Linked DNA regions of Mus musculus: all the other regions are linked to region 3. The links are chromatin loops, found by intact Hi-C in ENCODE. Cell type or tissue: left cerebral cortex. All regions are shown on one strand. Each heading gives the region's core, and the rest is flanking DNA. Links, peaks and the distances in the headings are about the cores only. Region 1 overlaps Gabrg3 (gamma-aminobutyric acid (GABA) A receptor, subunit gamma 3). Region 2 overlaps Gabra5 (gamma-aminobutyric acid (GABA) A receptor, subunit alpha 5). Region 3 holds the start of Gabrg3 (gamma-aminobutyric acid (GABA) A receptor, subunit gamma 3).

Evidence for each region. Peaks named below come from ENCODE experiments on the same cell type or tissue, not always from the same donor. Only the 100,000 strongest peaks of a DNase experiment are listed, where the experiment ranks them.
Region 1: a loop joins it to region 3, with 4 times the contacts of the local background. A loop is called at or near these places in 3 of 42 quality-filtered maps.
Region 2: it touches region 3 in a loop (3-fold over the local background); 2 of 42 quality-filtered maps call a loop at or near these places.

Annotation. Positions count from the first base shown.
Region 1 is chr7:57,159,400-57,164,399 of GRCm38, reverse strand. All of the region lies in intron 3 of Gabrg3 (gamma-aminobutyric acid (GABA) A receptor, subunit gamma 3), which reads left to right. Among named protein-coding and RNA genes, the nearest start is that of Gm39017, 140 kb to the left of the region's middle. In left cerebral cortex, for the core only: no CTCF peak of the experiment used is centred there; no DNase peak of the experiment used is centred there.
Region 2 is chr7:57,472,266-57,477,265 of GRCm38, reverse strand. The region is part of intron 6 of Gabra5 (gamma-aminobutyric acid (GABA) A receptor, subunit alpha 5); the gene reads left to right. Among named protein-coding and RNA genes, the nearest start is that of Gabra5, 35 kb to the left of the region's middle. In left cerebral cortex, for the core only: a CTCF peak has its summit at 2,894 (motif pointing right); a DNase peak (open chromatin) is centred at 2,913.
Region 3 is chr7:57,382,256-57,392,442 of GRCm38, reverse strand. It overlaps Gabrg3 (gamma-aminobutyric acid (GABA) A receptor, subunit gamma 3), which reads left to right and starts at 5,228. Exons shown (of 10, transcript NM_008074.3): 1 at 5,228-5,722. The coding sequence starts at 5,670. It overlaps Gm9962 (predicted gene 9962), which reads right to left and starts at 5,171. Exons shown (of 3, transcript NR_033504.1): 1 at 5,049-5,171. In left cerebral cortex, for the core only: CTCF peaks have their summits at 5,774 and 8,116; DNase peaks (open chromatin) are centred at 6,259, 7,022, 7,554, 8,116 and 1 more place; H3K4me3 peaks cover 3,451 bases; H3K27ac peaks cover 3,024 bases.

The sequences.
Region 1 (5,000 bases), core at 1-5,000, 220 kb after region 3:
AGGACATTGGATCCCATTATAGGTCATGAGCCACCACGTGGTTGCTGGGAATTGAACTCACAACCTCTGGAAGAGCAGTCAATGCTCTTTTCTACTGAGCCATCTTCCAGCCCTCACAGCTACTCTTAATAGCAGAAAACATTTCATTGTGACTATCTTAATGGGTTGGAAGCTCAGTCCATCATCATCATGGAGGGAAGCATGGTAGTGTGCAGGCAGACATGAAGGCTAGAGAAGGAACCAAGAGGGCTATATCTGGATTCTGTGGTACGTGTAGCCTTTGGGTTAATATAATCTAATGATATGTTAAGTTAGAAAGTTAAAGAAACAGCTTAACAAGATAGGCACAAGGTTTTTAGGTTAGACGCAGAGGGCAGTGATGAAGGAAAATTTGAACCTACATCTGCAACATCCCAACTCCTTACAGTTAGAAAGTCTGAATCAGTCAGTCACCTGTTAGAATCGTAATAGTGGGAACTTTCACAATATTAAATTTTCAGTACTATTTAAAATTAAACAAACAAAACCAAGCAACTTTCTCTTAGATGATTAAATACTACCACCTATCAGTTTGGTAACTATTTCCCTTAAATTGATAAGATTCAGGTACGTGAATATGTGACACAAGACATGCATGCCATGATTTAACTTGTGTTTGTGTGTGTGTGTGTGTGTGTGTGTGTGTGTGTGTGTGTGTGTGTTTCTGTGTGTTGGGAAGTTGATAAGATTCAACTACAAGGATGTGTGACACAAGACATGCATATTATGATTTAATTTGTGTGTGTGTCCTACAGACAGAATGTAGGACCTTACATATACTGCTCAACTAGTTCCATCCCCTAAACTTTCCAGTATTCCAAGACTGTCTCTTGTTAGCTTCAGAGGCATACACCCAGTTTTTCATCTCACCTTAAACAGAAGGGAAAGTATAAGGCAGACCACCAGTGGACAGTAGAGCCTAGGAATATATGGCCTGACTATGATATCTATCTATGTTCTTTCCCACTGACTCTGTGGCCAAGTTTAGATGGGGTAGCAAATAGTCTCAATGATGGGGCCAAGAGTCAAGACACACTCATTTCTAATCTGTTCTTTTCTAATTAGAGACAGAAAGGAAGTGGATTGGGGAGGGGATGTAGGTAGGAATTGGGAGGAGTAGAGGGAGCGGAAACTATAATCAGAATACTCAATAATGGCAACCTTCAACATTGACTCTATTCAGTACAATTTCAAGTAGGGAGAAGGAACCTCAGTCCTGGGCTCAACAATGAGCAAACCGCAGATGCCTTAGTCTCTTTGTGTTTCTATAAGAAATGTACGTTGTCAAGACTCTCTCTCCACATAATATCTGACTTGTAGTCTCTGTATTTATTCTCATCTACTTCCAGAGTAAACCATCTGGTGATGAATGACTAAGGCACTAATCTCTGAGTACAGCAGAATGCAATTAGAAGTCACTTTATTATTATTATGTTTACATCAGTAGTGTTTAGTTTTATCCTAGTGTCTCTGTTAGTCTCTGGTTTTTTGGTCACCTAAGCAATGTCTAATATGGGAGGTCTCCATCAAATCCCTTTCCTCAGAGTTCAGGGGATCCTGTGGAAGAGGAGGCAGAAAGACTGTAAGAGCCAGAGAGGATGAAAGACTCCAGGAAAACAATGAATTCTGAATGAACTAAGCCAGGTACATATGAGTTCACAGAGACTGAAGCAGCAAACACAGGGCCTACACAGGTTTATACCAGGTCATCTGTGTATATATAATAGCTATTAGCTTAGTATTTTTATGAAACTCCTGACTGTGAGAATGAGTGGGTCTCTGACCCTTGTGCCTGAGCTTAGGACTCTTTTCTTCCTGTTGGGTTGCTGGGTCCAACTTCAGTATGATCATTTTTGCTTCATTTTATTATATTTTATTTTGCTTGTTTGGTTGTTATCTTTTAGAAGCTTGTTCTTTTCTCATTATGGATAGAAAAGGAGTAGATCCAGAGAGGAAGGGAGGGGGAACAATGGAAGGAGTAGAGGGAATGGAAACTATAATCAGATATATTGTATCAGAAAGCAATCTATTTTCATTAAAAGAAAAATACATTAAAAAAGAAATGAACATTGTGTGAACAGAATTTTGTTTCTCACTGTTCAGACGCCAACAGTTTAAGGTCTGGGCATTGCAGGGTTATAGTCTCGTGAAAACATCCTGGTCTTGGTTTCTAAGATGCTCTTTAGTGTACCCTGAGGAAGGTGGACCACTGGAGGTGGGGGCGTGAAAAAGAAAGACCTCCTCTCTTAGATCCTTTGAGAAATTCACCTGAGCCATCTACAAGGCGAGGAGGTTCACAAGCCGAGCATGCGCCATTGCTATTAGCTCTTGGCATGGTTGCATAGGTGATTGAGTTTCAATATGAACTTTAGAAAGATACAAACACCAAGACCACATAAATGGTCAAGTGGGGGTACACAGGTAGCCTCAAGATGGTCAGGAGACTAATCAAAGCATGGCCAAGCAGAGAATGTCTGTGATTCATGCCTAGGTCAAGTTTTAGATGAATGGGGTGGTAAGAGAGGATAATTTGTTATAAATTTATTCCAAGCTGCTTTAAAAAAATAGTATGGCTCTAAGCTTTTCATTGTTACTGGCACTAGATTATGTAATGACATTTTTATACAAGAATATTATGTTCTTTGAGCATTGCCCATCCCAAACCTACCTAATCTTAGTCCCTTTCCTGCCCTTCTGCTTTCCATTGACTCTTTTTTTCACTGAAACACTTCTTATTAATCTCATGCCATATGTGTGTGTGTGTGTGTATATATATATATATATATAAAATAGATAGATGGATAGTCAGACAGACAGACAGACAGACAGACAGACAGATAGATAGATAGATAGATAGATGATAGATAGATATTCTAACAAACATAAATGAATGAAATATATAATATTTTTCTTCTTTCTGGAGCCGACTTAGTATACTTAATTACTGAATATAAGTAGCTCCAGTTGCATCCATTTTTCTATGAACTATATAACCTTGTTTTTTATAAATGAACTCACTATGCAAATATACCACAATTTCTTTGTCCATCCCTTTGTTCTAGAATAATCTGTCAACTACTGTAAATAGTGCTGCTGTGAACACCAATGTACAAGGATTTCTGTGTTATTTTGACAGGGAGTCCTTTGGGTAAATGCAGAGGACTGGTGCAGTTGGGCCACATGCTGGGTCTAATTTTAGATCTTTTTGAGGACTCTCCATTCTGATTTCCATAGTGGCTGGACTAGTTTATATTCCTGCCAGCAGTGGATAAGGGCTCCCTTTTGTCTGCATCCACCAGCCTTGTAGAGGACTTTTTTTTTTTTTTTTCTGAAGTGCACTGATGGTGGGATGCTCTTAACTACTTAGGAATTTTAGTATATTTAAAAACTTTCAGGAGTGGAAGGAGCTAGAAGAAGGGAAAATTATACTAAAGATGCTTCAAAAAGCCATAAGGAATCATAATTACTTTTTATGTACCCCAGGTTACAAATAATACATTTAAGTGCACACATATACATAAGTAGTTTAAATGAAGTTAAACCACAGGGGCTGACAATGCTCCCTACAAGAGCCATAGACTGTCTAATAAAAACCCCAGTACCAGCCATGAGAAGCCCCCTTTTGAGTTGTTGATCATGGTAAGGGAATTCCAGATTCAGCATGTTGTATTTATATATTTATGCCTAAATATGCATATTATATATGATGCATAAAATGAATATATATTTAAAATAAATAAAAGTATTTTTTTCTTCTTCTTTTCTTCCACTGAAACAGGCTTTTTCTGTGTAACCCTGGCTGTGTTGGAACACACTTTGTAGACCAGGCTTCCAGGTCAATATAGAGATCTGCCTGCCTCTGCCTCTCCAGTACTGAGAGTAAATGTGTGTGTGTGTGTGTGTGTGTGTGTGTGTATTATAATAATTAAAGAAGTAAAGGCCAGGAATTTAAGAGGAATTGAGGGACAGGGCATGGGAGGAGGAGGGGGAGAAGGAATGTGGAGGGAAATGGTGTCATTACATTTTAATGATAAAGGCAGGATCCTGACAGTGCTCACTTAAATCCTAGAAAGCTAAGTTTGGCATCCTGATGGGTGCTCAATATTGACTCATGTCAGAGGGACTCAAAACAAACAAAACCCAAATAAATAAGTAAATAAACCAGAGCAATCAATACAAAAATCTAAAAAAAAAACCCCAGAACCTGTAAAAATCTCTTCAGAAATCAACGGAATGTCAGAATGAGAATAACTTAAATGAAAGCTTTGTCCGTGAATACAACCTTTGCCATTTGGAAAAATGTTCAGTGTTCTAGTTTTATCTCTGTTGTGGTAACAAATACTCTGACAAGAAGCAGTCTAAAGAGGGTAGGGTTATTTGGCTTCCAGGTCAAGGTTACTGTTCATTACTGTAGTGCAGTCAGGATAGAAATTTAACACATCACATCCACAACAAAGAGCTGAGAGAGATTAAGTACATGGATCCTTAATTGCTTGCTTGTTTTCAGATAATTGTCCTCTCTTAATAATGCTCAGAAACCCCTGCCTAGAGAATGGTGCTGCCCACAGTCCTCTGTGTCTTCCTACATTAATTAACACTCAGACAGTTCCCTAAAGACATGCTCAGGTCCAATATGACCCAGATAATTTATCATTCAGACTCTATTTGCTATGATTACCAGTTGTCACATTGACAGGCAAAACTACCCAGAACAGTCTACCATAAGAGTCTAACGACACACTATTGTTTTCTTTTCTATGCATAATCAGATTGCAACAATTTCCCTTGCATGACTGTGGACCATCTCATGTTCATCATGTTTGCAACAAAACAGCACAATTATTGCATTCAGAATAAGGTAGCTTGACTTCTGTCATTTTATGGAGGAAAATTCTCTCAGTTTTGAGTACTTATGTTCAGTCTATTTACTTCCTTGCATTAAAAAAATTTTACTGTTTTTG
Region 2 (5,000 bases), core at 1-5,000, 90 kb before region 3:
GAATCATTAAGTTATTAATTTGATATATCTGAGAAAATTTTGCTATAACATTTCCTCTTAGGACTATCTTCACTTATTCCTATGGATTTTGATATTTTGTATATTCATTTTCATTCAATTCTACAAAATTTCAAATTTCCATTTTGATTTCTTTCCTAACCCAATGATCCTTCATACTGTCTTGTTTAGTTTCCATGAGTTTATGCCCTTCCTGTAGTTCCTATTGTTGATATTCAAATTTGTTCCATTGTGGTCAGATATGATGAAGGATGTTATATTCGTTTCCTATTTTTACTAAGATTTGTTTTATGTCATAATATGTAATTGACTTCAAAAATATTTTATGGGCTGCTGAAAAGAAATTAGTGTATTTAGAGTTTGGGTGAGATATTCTGTAAATGTTTGTTAGGTCCATTTAATTTATGATGTAATTCAACTCCAGAGAATCTCTGTTTTGTTTTGTTTTGTTTTGTTTTTTTTGTTTTGTTTTGTTTTGTTTTGTTTTTATAGATGTCCTGTGTATTGGTGAGACTGGGGTATTGAAGTCACCCACTATCAGTGTCTTGGAGATACTCTGTGCTTTTAAATTTGTTAGCGTTGCTTGTATGGAATTGGGTTCACCTGTGTTTGGTGAATCTATGTTTAGGATTGGAATACCCTTTTCATTGATTCATTCCTTCAGTGAGTATGAAGTGAGCCGTCTTGGAAGTCTATTTTCCCATGTAAGAATAGCTGCGACTGCTATTTCTTGGTTTCATTTGCTTGGAATACCCTTGTCCAATACTGGGTAAAGTATTAAAAGTGGTGCCTAACATGTATGGTGAGGTAAATTTCTTGGTGGCAACAATAAGATCGATCCTGTTCACTGATGCAGTCTGCTGGTCTGTGTGTCTATTTTTTTTTTATCTAATTGAGACTGTTAATATTAAGAATTACTTTGAATGATGTCTCTTAATTCTTGTCAACTTATCATTTTGTGATGTGTTCTTAGACCTCTTCCATGAACTCTAATTTATGCTTGTGATCTATTTCTCTTTGTCTTCAGACACAAGTAGCCACAAGTTTCTTTACCTATTGCTATCATGAAAGGTTTTCATTTTAACCTTCAATTTTAACAGTTAGTTTTTGCAGAGAAAAATAATTGAGTTAATAATGGTGGTCTTCCAGAACTTGGAATACATCATTTCAGGCCCTTTCGGCTTTGTATTTTTTGTCTATTAATCATTTCATTAGATACTATCATTTTGGAAGTAACAATTTGTGAAGATGATATGATGTCTTTGTTTCTTATGAAGTTTGTCTTCTGTACTGGGACTTGTAATTGTAGAACTAGTTCATTGGTTGAGTTTTTCTTTTAGATTTTTATTAGGAAATGGTAAGTCCTCTTTCTCCTTTCAGTGGTGGGTTTTGTAGGATTAAGTGGGAAAATAAGTCCCAGTAGGGATGATAGATTGTTTCTGTCTGTGGAACTGGTGTTTAGGGTTGGAGTTTCTATTTTGCTTTATTAGGTCTTTGAGGTTTTATTTTCATCTTCATTCTATTATCTTCTGACTGATTTTCCTTATTTCTTAGTGCCTACTACCTTAAGTTCAGCTTATATATTTTAATACTACCTTGGTGTGTATTATAAATAATTTACTTGTGATCTTTCTGGTTTTTATTTTGCTCTACTTTTAAAAATAGCTTTTCACTGTATGTGTGTAAACTAAAGTCCACCTTCCTGGCTCGACCTTTCTACTGCTGGAGTTATAAGTACAGAATCCCATGTTCTCCCTTACACCTGACTTTCATTGTAGGCGTTCATAGCTATAAACTTAGTTTTTACTATTCCCATCAATTTGTCATTAAAAAGTTCTAATAAGTTGAACTTTCAGTTAAATTTATTTCTAGGAAGTTTTTCATTTCCTTCTTCACTTTTTCTATGATTCACATGTCACCAAACAGTGTATTACTAAATCTGTAAGTAGTCATACAGTTTCTGAAAACACACATAGACAGACAGGCAAATGCACAAACATAAAAATATACAAATGTATAAAGATACACAGACACACAAACATACAAATAGACACAAACACAAAACCACACAGAAACACAAATATATGATTCTTGTTTTCTTTGCAAATCTGCTCAATGATTAGTTTCTTCCAGTTATGTGAAGATTTGAGCTTATATTTGATGAAAACAATGTGAAAACAAAGGAATTCTAAGAATGCAACTCTCACATATATATATTTCTTGTTCTGAAAAATAAGTCTAGAATCCTTCTGGGTGTCCTGTGATTCCATAGTCAATGCATCCATTCAGTGTAGCCCATCAGTGCTTTGGGCATTTGAGAAGATGCACAATTGCACTGTTCTTACCTGTTTGTCTGCCTAGACTCACCCCATCTCCAAGGCTATGGATCATCTCAGCTTAATGTGTTGCTCTTGTCTGGCTGCTATCATGGCATTCCCTGCCTATTGAGGATCTTCTTAAACATAGGACTGCAACCTCCTCGAGGTTCTAGGGAATGTCTAGTGGGAAAGAAGGTGGTCAGTGCTGGGTCTCAAGCTCGTCAGGGTTTCAGCTTCAGTCTTTTAGTCCCAGCTTCAGAAGAAAATTCCCTGGCAGACAGTTATGCCTGAATAGAAGGAACCATCTGAGCTGGTCTCTTACTAATTCACAGAACCTTATATGGTTCTCTTTTGCACGAGGTGTTTCAGAAATAAAAACTCATGGTGGAATTTGTGATAGCATTATCTCCATCCATAGAAAAGGTAAGCAGATCATGATGAACTATAGGGACACATTTATCTAGGAAAGCCAACAGCCCACCTGCCTGTTCTATATAAATCCCAAGAAACTTGGGTAGTGCTCTCTAGTTAGACAACAGGGCTGAAAATCACAGCCACTAGATGGTGCCATGAATACATACATGGAGGGGAAAGTAGGCCAGCTTGAGGAGCCAGATGCTGAGTTAGCAGCACTGCAGCAGGTTTCACTGAAGGGCTTTCAGGGGAAATAAGATGCTAGGATTCTGGAGAGCACCTGAGGGAGCCAGCCTTGGTCATCACTGGTTCACTGGTGTGCAACTGGACTGTGCCTGCTTTCTAGGCAGTGGCAACACCAGAGTTCTGTGTCAAGGTCAAAGGTTGCTGAAAAGTCCTAACCTCCCATACTGTAGAAAAACACAAAGAATCCGGCCTCATGAATTTAACAAATTAAGGATGTGGCTAGGCATTTTAGTTGTTAGAAATTGATGAGTATATGTCATGCACAGCGCTATCTGCATTCCATCCATGCCTCCTGAGCCTGAGATGACCTATAAATGTCAGCCAAATGATCGATGGGAGGAGTGGCTGGGAGATTTTGAAATTTACCTGAAAATGACTAAGCATGCCCTTGGTGCTGATGAAGAGGTATGTTGCAGAGTCGGACATGCCTCCTTTCCTGTTCCTTAAAAAAATTCAAATCTCAAGGTTTTTTTTTAATTGGTTTTTCCTAGATGCACTACAGACCAGCCTTCTATAGCATTTATAAAGTAAAGATGGGATTAGATGGCTTGGTGGTTAACAGAGTGTCTTACTCTGGCTGAGAACCAGAGTTGGTTCATAATATCTACAATAGACAGCTGATAATCTCATGTAGCTCCAGCCTTGGAGAATCTGAGGCCATCTTTTAGCCTAGGAGAGTACATACAGGCTAGAACACATACCCATCACTCACCCCTGTGCCCCCCCAACACACACACTTTTAAAAGAGTAAAGTCAAATTATGAATCTTGAGAAACTAAAGAAAACTGAATTCAGTGGTTCTGCTCTCCAGTGTATTTACCACATGTGGTGATTTGAATATGCTTGGCCCTGGGAGTGCCACTATTAGGAAGAATGGCCTTGTTAGAGTAGGCATAGGCTTATTGAATACAATCTGTCACTGTGAAGGTGGGCTTTGAGGTTCTATGCTCAAGCCCCACCCAGTGTGGAATAGAGAGTATCTCTCCTGGTTGCCTTCAGATCAAGATGTATAACTCTTGGCTCCTCCAGCATCATGTCTGCCTGCATGATTCCATGCTCCCACCGTGATATTAATTGACTGAATCTCTGAAACTTTAAGCCAGCCCCAATTAAATGTTGTCCTTATAAACGTTGCTTTGGGACATGGTGTCTCTTCACAGCAACAAGACACTGAATAAGACACCACATTTCAAGCAGCCAGTTGCTAACTGTGAACAGAACTAGGCACTTTAGGCTAATTCATGTCACTCTACCAAGATCTATTGGAAATTCAGGCAGATTTGAGAGTCAAGTCCTGATCATGGCCATACACACATGTCACAGGCAGTAGTCTCAGTGGCTTTGTGCTAGTCATATGAGCATACAAAAAGCCATACATCTGAGATTCAAAGGGAGTTTTAGAGTTTTTAGATCAAGGTGTCGTCTTAGAGTATTTTGAGGAACATTAAAGCTTTGATACTACATTCTGTTAACATGAAGGGGTTTTTCTAAAGCATTTCAAACATGAATATCCGAATGAACTGTGAGTACATTCATAGACATCTAGCAGAAGAATAATACATGGCTAATTTTGATAATTGAAGTTTGATTTCTTTCCACCATAAGCTAAGTTTTTCCACAGTATCCCACACAGTGTTGTTAGTAAGGCCAGTCAATGATCATGGGTTGTTTCCCTCTGATAGTACTCAAAAACATTAAGAAGAACATAGGAGAAGAGGATTGCCCTTTGAATTGGCAGAGGCCAGCAACAGCCTTCTGTGTAAGCTGTCTGATACCAGGTCCAAGAGAAGACATGGCCTTCAATACTTAAGAGAAGGCTAATCATGGTTATCCAGAACTCTGCACCTTTGAGATATGTACAGGCCAGGCTGGTGAGAGAGAGCATCAACACTCACTGGGATTGAAGCAAAGAACCTGCTGTTTTGTGGAGATAGTGTCCTGTGGGATCACCATCCAAAGGGCAGACATTGGGGGTGATGCATCCAGACAAGAGAAGAGGATAGG
Region 3 (10,187 bases), core at 5,188-10,187:
AAGCAAGAGCTGATGCAGAGGCCATGGAGGGATGTCACTTACTGGCTTGCTTCCCCTGGCTTGCTCAACTTGCTCTCTTATAGAACCCAAGACTAACAGCCCAGGAATGGCACCACCCACAATGGGCCCTCCCCCCTTGATCACTAATTGAGAAAATGCCTTACATCTGGGTCTCATTAGGCATTTCCTTACCTGAAGCTCCTTTCTCTGTGATAACTCCAGTTTATGTCACGTTGACACACAAAACCAGCCACTACAGCTAACATTCGCATATAAGCAAATACGTTTCCTATAAGCAGCAAGATGTTGGGTCCTGTTTGTGTAGCCAGTCTGTTAGTCTATGTCTTTTTATTGGGGAGTTGAGTCCATTGATATTAAGAGATATTAAGGAAAAGTAATTGTTGCTTCCTATTATTTTTGTTGTTAAAGTTGGCATTCTGTTCTTGTGGCTGTCCATTTGTCTTTTGGGGTCTGGGTTACTCCACTCAGGATAATTGTTTTCTAGCTCTATTCATTTACCTGTGATTTCACAATTTCATTTTTTAACTGCTGAGTAATATTTCATTGTGTAAATGTACCGCTTTAAAAAAAATTCTTCCCTCATACAATACATTCTGGCCCTATTTTCCTCTCCTTCCTCTCCTCCCAGTGTGTCTACCACAAGTGCCCTTTGTTTTCCTTGAGAAAAGAGTAGGTTTCCTAGAGATAACAATTGGACATGGCATAACAAGTTACAATAAGACCAGGCACACACCCTTATATCAAGGCTGGACAAGACCACCCGGTTGGAGGAAAGGTGTCCCAAATGCAGGCAAGTGTCAAAGACAGCTTCCACATAACCAACCATAACTTTTATGGAAAGTACCTAGGACAGATCCATGCAGGTCCTCTTTGTTGCTTCATTCTCTGTAAGCCCCTATGAACCCTGCCTAGTTGATTCTGTGTTCTTGACCGTGCTGGCTCCTATAATCTTTCTCCCCATCTTCCATGGGATTCCCTGATCTCTGCCTGATGCTTAGCTGTGTACTGTATATTCTTCATCCATCCATTTATTCTTTTGTGTTTTTAAAGATTTTAGATATGTGAAAAAGTATGCATTTCTGTGCCTGTATGTGTTTCTTGTGCTGTTTATATTTATTTTTTATATTTTTTCTATTTGTTTGTTAGTCCTATTCTTGTTTGTTTTTATTTTGTTACTTTTTAGATGTCTGTTTGTATTCTAATGAAAGAGAGAATAAAGGATGTGGATTTGTCCACTGGGAGGATGAGAAGGATCTGGGAGATAAGTTGGGAGAGAACTCTAGTCAAAATATATGAAAAAAAAACTATTTTCAATAAAAGTTGTAATTATAAAAATAAGAATAGCAAGGTTACATTTCTTAAATGCTGACACAAAGTGGTAGCCTGGGGACACACTGCTTTATGCATTTCGGGTGAAAAAAATTTAATTACCGGTAAACAAATGCCTTTATGACCTAGAGATTTTTTTTAGTCAAACAAGAAAGAAAAATGAGCATGTATTTGCACTAGAGGTCAGATACAGAAATGTCCTTCATCATTGTAAATAAGGAATAGAATACTCTCATAGTCAACGAGTACTATATATAAGGAAAAAATTCAAGACTGATTGTTTCAACAGAATAGGCACAACTCACAGAAGACTAAACGAGAGATTATTTAGAACATGTTTTCACATGTTTTCTGGTTGTATAATGTCAGGTGCAAAAGCAGGCAAGCCAGCCCCCTGTGGCAGATTGAATAGTGACTCTGGAGCTCAGATACTGTGGTAGTAGACTCTGACACTGTCATGTAGATGGTGGGCAGATGGTACTTTTATTCGTACATTGTAAATATGTGTTAAAAGGCCACAGAAGCATGCTATAAAGATTAGTGCATTTCTGATGTGAATCTTATCTTCACTATTCCTAGTGAAGATAAGATTTTGATTGAGTTGAATATTTGCTCATGAAGCATGAAACATCATAATTTAGAAGTATAATTTTGGAGCAAGGGAGATTTTGATTAAAACTAAAACCCAGAAAGCCACATCTTCTGCTCATCTTTGTTATGTGGCTTTCTGGGGTTTTCGTTTTAAACCCAGAATGTATGGCTGGCGCTGGGCTGGTAAGAGGTGAAGTGAGGCTGCAGAGGGAATCCTGAGAGGTATTTCTCCAAGAAGCCACAAGAGGATCTCCAAGCTAAGGCAGCCAGCTCTGCTTCTCAGGCGTTCACACCTCCTGCCTAGAGGAGCTATAGCTGAGCCCTCAAACTGCAACAGACCTCCAGGTCTTCCCCCAAGCATTGTAGCTGTCTGAACAAGTGCTTTGTTGGCTCTCAAGGTTTGTAGAGCGACTCACAAGCCTTACTTAGGTCTTAGTATGAAGTACCAGTGGTTTTTTTTTTCCAGAATTTTCTTTCTTTTCTTCGCATAGCCTCCCTCCCCTGCAACTCCCCCTCCTGTTTATTTTCCTACAGAGGAAAAGAGAAGTGAATTTTGCTCACCCAAATGGAGCTGTTAAGTTTCTCAGGTGCCGAAGATAGGAAGCTGGCCAGCAGCGAGGGTATACGGTGCAGTGTGCGTGCTCAGCAAAGCACCCCAGCCCGGTCAGTTTAGGCAACGGAGGAAAATCAAAGGCTAACAGCTGGTGCTCTGAAGATTCTTGACCTTGCAGTTTGCTTTCCTACTTATGTTCAGAAAGCTTGCTTTGAATACCTCATCCCTCCTGACTCATTTAGCATAAAATATTTTTTCCCCAGGCTGTACCATGGAGGCTTTCTACAGTAAAATATTCAGCTCTGTAAAGCTGGCCCATTGTGTCCAATAAGTGGAGCAAAGCATTCCAAACTTCAGAAGAGGTCAGGTGTCACTCATTCATAATAATAGCACATCAAACCTATGCAGCAAAGAAAAGAATAAACCCTGCCAGCATGGGGCTGTACACAGGTCTCACATCTATTCCACTGACAGGTTGTGATAAATACAGACACATATAATCCCAGGACACCTCTCATTATGCTGACATTTTACAGAGCCATCCAAATGCCAGTCTGTCCGTACTGTATAATAGATTGTAAACAACTCATGTTCTGAAAAAAACTGATGAGAATATAGCATAACAGGAAGACTCAATGAGTGTCTGCCCTGCTTCGTGTTCTAAGGACAATGGACACAGCGACTAAGGGTGATTATGCAGATCTTAGCCTTGGGGGTGGTATTTAACCTCCTGGGACTCTTCTCTACTTATGCAGTGGGATTATTCTGTGAAAATTTGAATGAATCAACCACACTGACTCTTGGCTCCTCCCATGGAACCATGCCTGACATTATTTTTACCTATGTTCCTGTAACTATGTCAAAAATGCAAGCATGAAAGACTGCTACATTTACTTTTTAGTTTTCTTACAGAATATCTTTTAAACTTAGGTGGTGATGACAGGCAGGTGGCTCTCCTGTAACTATGAATTCTGCTTCTTTGGGTTCAAACACACTTGAATACAAATATTGTCTTTAAAAAGCATATCACTACCAGACAGGCATTTCTCTTATTCCATAAACAACCATAACAACTACTTACATGACATTTATACATAGTAGACATTACAAATAATCTAGAGATGGCTTAAACCATACCAGAGGTCTATGAAAATCTTAACACGTGTTCTGTAACAGATTTAGCATTCCCAGCGATCCTAGAAACCAGTCCTTGGAGTGAAAATTTGAGTCATGATTGCATTTGTTTAGAGACTCAGGATGCTTGTGCACCATCCTTTGACTAGATTCTGAAGGGTTCCTTTGTATGGTACAGAAATTAGAGATGAAGGAGAGTTTGATAGAAACTTCAAGAAGGAAGGTAGGTGTTGGCTGTTAGGAATCTCCATGGGACATAGGCATTCAGACTTATATAAGTGCAGGTAAAGAGGGGTGATAAAAAAATGTCCTGATTGGGGTGAGCTGGGTGACACAGGAAGAAGGCAGTGGCCTGGGATTAACCAAGATAGCACAATCCTTAGTTAAAAGCAATGCTATTATCAAGAAAAGCCTCCAGCCTCCAGCAGGCTTACGATTCTTAACCTGAGAATCTAGAGACAAGGGAGGGAATTCCCAAGAGCTTCAACCTGCTTCTCTCTGTATTTTATGAAAAAGCTTACTGTCAGTGTTTCTAAAATCCCTTCTCTTGGGGAGATAGGAGCATTGTCAACACCCTCCTCCTGGGCCCTAACAACAAAACAGTGTTCACCCCCACACAGTTTAGCCTGTGGACCTGGAGTTTATTGGCCATACCCTACAGAGGTAAGAGGTTGCTGACAGGATCTTGGGTGCTCACAAAACAACTTCACTTAACATGATTAATGGTCTCTTCATCTCCTTGCTCTAGTTTTTCCAAGCCTATGTGTTCTAGTACCTCCTTCCCCTAGACACAGACTATTGGCAATGGGGGGCAAAATTGCAAAGAAATGACTGGGAGAAGTGTTTAGACATCAGGTGAGGATCCAATGACCTTCCCAACCCCTCCTTCTGTGAAAGAAAGCCAGCAATCCACAGGCCCAAACTTGATGCATTCCTGCAAGCAGGCATAGCTACTTATAATGATGGTGGCAAATTGGCTGCAAGGGAAGTACTTTATAGCATCCAGTATTAACGAAACTGTCGTGTCTATGATTAGTAGTTGAAAATATATTTCTAAGGTTTTTTTTTTTTTAATTATGGAAGTAAAATTCCTATTTGTGTTGAAGTTAATGTTTGCATGCCAAAAGATTAGCTTTCTAAACGATCCTACAAATAAAAACAAGCAATTTCAGTTTGGAACATGAAAATAACGTCAGTCCCATCCAACAGGGTCCTTTGCTTTCTGGCTCCGGTGCCTTCTCTCTGGCCTTAAACATTTCACTTCTACTAATTACTGATAGTGTTTTAGTCTCTCTTTTCTGCGAAAAGGGGACATTGTTGGGACTTCCCCAGCAAGCCACAGTTATGAGCACCAGGGGGAGTTCAGGTAAGCAAGCACCACCCTAGAGAAGATCGCCTTTTGGCAAACCATCTCACTTACTTGCAATGGCGTCCCTAAGAGAAGGCACACGGCACAGGGGACAAGCAGGGTGGGTGCGCTGCAGTAAAACTACCAGTGCCCATGACTCCATCGATGACACGGGCCAGTCCCCAGGCCCCTTCTGCGCCTCCTTGCGGGATCCCCAAGCTCTCCTTCCCACCCACCAGCCCCGCCCCCTTCCCGACCTCCCAACTCCGAGTCCATTCAAACCTCGCTGCCTTCGCCTGGCATTGCCAAGCGTGTTAATTGGGGAAACTCCTCCCCGCCGCGGCCGGCGGGCACCACCGAGGCAACCGCGACCTCCCGCCACGCTTCGGAGCGCAGCTGCCCCAGCGCAGAGCCCCGAGCCGGCCCGGGAGGTGGGGGGCTCGGGCTGCGGGAGGAGGGTGCCCGGCCACCTGCTGCCCCCCCTTCCCCGTGCTGATCGCTCCCGAGAGCGGACGCACCCCAGCTCGTGTGCGCCCCGCAGAGCCGGACCGTCGGGGACGCGGCGCTCGGAGCAGACACCTGTCCCTCCCAGTCCGCAGAACCCTGGGCGCTGCAGCCCGTGGGAGTCTAGTAGGCGCCGGAGCAAGTAGAGACCAAGCCCTGCAGAGGCCTCGGACCCGCTCCCGGAGAGCCATGGCTGCAAAGCTGCTGCTTCTCCTCTGCCTGTTCTCGGGCTTGCATGCTCGGTAAGTGGCTCCCAGGCGTTTCCAAGAGGCCGGCGGGGGCGGAAGGGCGGCGGGGGGCGCCGTCTGCCGGCCGCCAGTCCCAGGTGCGCGCCGTCCACTGGGCTGCAGAAGAGGGAAGGTTCCCGCACCTCACCTCCTCACCTGTAGGTCTCCCCCAGGTCCAGACCTCAGCTCCAAGGCCGCCACAGCCCTCTGCAAGCCGGTTTGTGTGGGGACTGTTTGGGTGATTATAGGATGTGGTGGTTTCAAGGGACTTGGGAAATCAAAATGATGAGGCAGTAGCCTTATCTTTCTCATCAGTTATCCAAGGGCTTTCTGACATGCATTGGTTAACACTCTATATGTTCCAGCACTGAAAAGAAACCTCCGGACCCAGGAATTCTGTTTTCTCAACCACCCTATATAGATTACAGAAGAGGTAATTTGCAGGAGGAAAGTGGAGGGGGCTGGGGCAGGTGGTCAGGAAGAGCCCTGCTTCTTCTCCAGGTCCTACAGCAGCACACACAAGCACCCCATCTCTATTAAAGAATCAGGTTGCGGTTCACATGGAAGCTTCTTGAAGCTGTAAGAAATTATCTCACTGTGAATACCCCAAACCAGCACCAGTCAGCTAACAGAAGATTCACCCCGCAGACAGAGAAGGGCTCAGAAGAAGGACAGTGGCACCAGAAGGGTTAAAGCCTGTTGCCATAAACACAACTAGAGATGCTGACATGGTTTAATTCCACCTCCTAGATTGGTGCTCTGATTAGCTCCTGCAGAACTAACCTGAGTTTTGGAAATTCCTGGTTGTCTCCCCAACTGTCACCCTAGGAATTGGAGGACACCCCATTCCCAGAACACACTTGTTTTGACATTTCTCAATTCCCTGGCTTAGAAAGCAAATTAGAAAGGAGCTATCCCTGAGGGTCACAGGTCCTATAGCTGTCACAGGCTTTTATTTCATTCACATTTGTGAAATACTGGAACTCGGACGACAGCCTAATAACCCCCCCCCCCAAACTATGAGAGAGGGCTTCCCAAATTCTTACTGCAACCATAAATAAAGTCCTGCCCCACCGGCCAGGACTTGTTTTTCCTGAATTGACACTGGAGACTTGAACAGTCATTCAGGAAGCAGAGGATCCGAGGCCTCTCCACCAAAGTTTCTTCTCTCCAGGGAGGGAGTTAGAAAGTGCAGTGGAAAGTGTCTTTTGAAGGAGATTGTGCCTGGAGGAATCTTAGTTTAGAGGCAGATACCACCAGAAGCATCAGGAAAGCTACAGTCCCATCACCCAGTCCCTTGCCATAGCCATCAACTCAAAAACCTAGCTTGCAGTTCAGGGTTCAGTCAGTTATTTAGATTTATAGTTGCGGTTCTGGAAGGAAAGCTGCCTGTTTCCCTCATCATTATGTATGTTCCCAGAGAAGATGGAGCACTCTGGTTTCTGAAGATTCCCAAAGACACACAATCTCCAAGGATTCTTCATCTTTCCTTTCCAGCCAAGGTGCACATACTAATGTAATATGCACTCTATTGAGTTTTCAGTCTTGGTAATTATGATTGTAACTCAGTTTAAAAAGAACCCATTTTGTATTTATTGCTATATGTCTCACTTTTGAGGAGGTTACTATTTTTTTTAAAAACGGGTTTTTACAAACATGTAAATAATTGAATGGTCCATCCATCTTTCAATCTATTTTTTAGTTTTTAGAGGATTCTCTTCAGCATTCAAGATGCCTAGCTGGTATGGTTCCCTTGTAGATAAGTTCCGACAGGATGCTCTGTGGTTTTGCAGTGGGGGGTGCCTGCCTACAACAGGGGGTGCCCCTGACACTCATGGCTGAGCTTATTGCACAGGAAAATGCAGTGCTTCCTTTCAATGGTTACTGATTTGGGGGGTTCAGGAGTTCTTTTTGATACTGAAAACACCTTTGAATGTTGTCTCTGCCATTCTGATGATGAGAAGGTGTAAGGATTGAAGATACTGTCTGGGGAGTGAGCATGTGTTTGTTTTATTTTTAAGGAAAAGCTAATTGCAGCAATGCTGTTTAGGATCCAGCAATCTGAGCCGCAGAGTGCTCAGAAGGTTATATATAGCCCCATGTAGAATTTTGAAGAGAAAGGAAATCCCATTTCATCCACCTGCTTGTGGGTCCCCTGAGGTGAGATTAGCTTTTCTCAGGGCACTGCGTAGGGCAAGGGTTCATCTTCTGGATTGGGAGAGGCACAGTGCTGGCAGCTGGGGAAAAGGGACCACTGTGGCATCCTGTGCCAACGATAGAGCTGGGGTTTCATGGAGGAGAGGTAGAGAACAGGCCTGCTTTCCCTGCCTTCATCCCCAGCACTCCCACCTGCCCTACCTAGCCACTGAGGAAGAAGCTTATGCAATTTCAGATAACGCCTCTCACCACTAGAGGGAGAATGAGACTCCTTATATTCCCTGCCCTTGAAGTAGCCAAGTTTTCTGGGACTGTGCAGGAATATAGGAGTGTATATAGTTAACACGGCAGTGAGTATGTTGCCTGTGTACAGTTGACTGTTGGGTCAGGGAGGACCATGGAGCCGCAGACCTGCTGCTTCTGCACTAGTGGAGCAGAGGGCAGGAGAAGAGGAGACCAGGGGAAGAAAAGAAAGGGAAGGCAGGAGAAAGGCATGTAGCAGGGGACTGGTGAGGACTAGCTACCTACCTATCCAATTCTACAGTCCCCAAGTGACTTTGCTCTGGAATAATTTGTTAGATCCTAAAGGCACAGTGTAGCCATCAGCCATCCAAGTAATTCATCCTACCTCTTCTTGTTTTATTTTGCTTTGCAAGGTGATACAATTAACATTCCCGATACAGCTTCTAACTATGTAAAGTACTTGAATATTTAAAAGTTCTGAAATATCCTTTGTACAAGTACGGTTTTACAGGTAGTGAACTGCATTCTCCTTACTGGGTGAAAGGGGTATTAAATATCCTAAATTCCTCTTTGTGGTGAATATTCTGCTTAGGTAAAATCCACAACTGTTCTGGAATTTGTGGATGGCTTAATTTAATTTTCTAGCCAGCCGGGTATTCATGAAATAGAATTCAGTTTAAGATCAGTCTAGGAGAAGCTTAATCGCAAAAGCAATGCTACAAGATTATCAAGATCTCTCACACACATGGATAGTTGTTCTTTCATGTCCATATTTACAGTTCCAAGTAGCTGTTGATTAGGAAAAAAGGTTTTGAGCATGTACAGGCTTCTTCTTGCCCTTATTCCCTAACCAATACCTTGTAATAACCATTTACGCAGCAGACGTGTAGAACTACTCACACGGGAATGATTAGAAGCGTTTGTGAATGTCACGTGTAAATAGAGCGTCATTTTATGAGTAGACTTCACCATCTTCAGATTTTCAACTATTTTGGGAGTTCTGTGAACAATATTTAGTAAAGAAGAGTCAGCAATGCATGGATTTGGTTTTAGGCTGCTGGACTACTGTAACTCCTATTGGCCATAGCTTTTTAACACACACGAGAGACTGGTGCAGATACGTTTATATATGCCTCTGAAGATCTGAGTGAAGATGAAAGACTGAACTTTAAAATGATTAGACTTTTCACTGATTCCTTGTTAACTTCAGAAAAGTGACATGCCTGAGGACAAGCCTCTTGGTGTGGAACTGACATTTGACTCCTGTCTGGAAGTCGGAATGGAAATGAGCCTGGACCCAGTTAGGACAAATCCCTCTCAGTGTGTTCCCTCACAGCCTCTTTTTAGAGAAGTGACATTAAGGCACACACATAGACAAACTAGGACAGGAGCTTTGTTTCTTAAGCTCTTCGAAGGCTCCCACCTGCAATGAAATATTGCTTCAAGGTAGAAGGAAACTCTTTTTCGTTCTTAGCCCCAGGTGCTAGGACACAGAGAGCCTCATTCTCTGAGAAAACCAGCTGATGGCTTGAGGTTTCTCCTCATCAGAGCCCCTGTAGGCATGAACAACTCTGTAGAGTGGGGGATATGGTGCTTAACAGAGAGAAGGTCAGAGATGTTCAGCTCTCATTGGAATTCACTGAAATGCTCACAGGATTAAAGACACGCTAGAAAATATTTAATTCTTAAAGCCTGCTGAGAAAGAAATGAACCAGTTTTGGTGATCAAGGTGTGTAAATGGCCAGAGGACATTCTGAAGTCATCAACTAGCACATCTCCTGGCTTTTCCCCCATGCTGAGTGCCAGCAAAGCAAGCCACCTCATAGTGTCCACACAGTTATACCCCAAAGTCCGGCCACATGGAAAGCACAGAGTCGGCTGTTTTCAATGAGTCCGTTCTGTAAAAGCTACTCCTGCTTCCCACAGTCTTGTTGGTGGGACTTAGAAACAGCACTACCAAGTACTCTGAAGGGTGTCTGATTTTGACAGGTTGGTGTTATGGTGAATATTATTTGAGGGTTTGTACCCCACTAGGTCATTTAGTTCACCCCAAAAGACACAAAACCTTTATATTTATAAT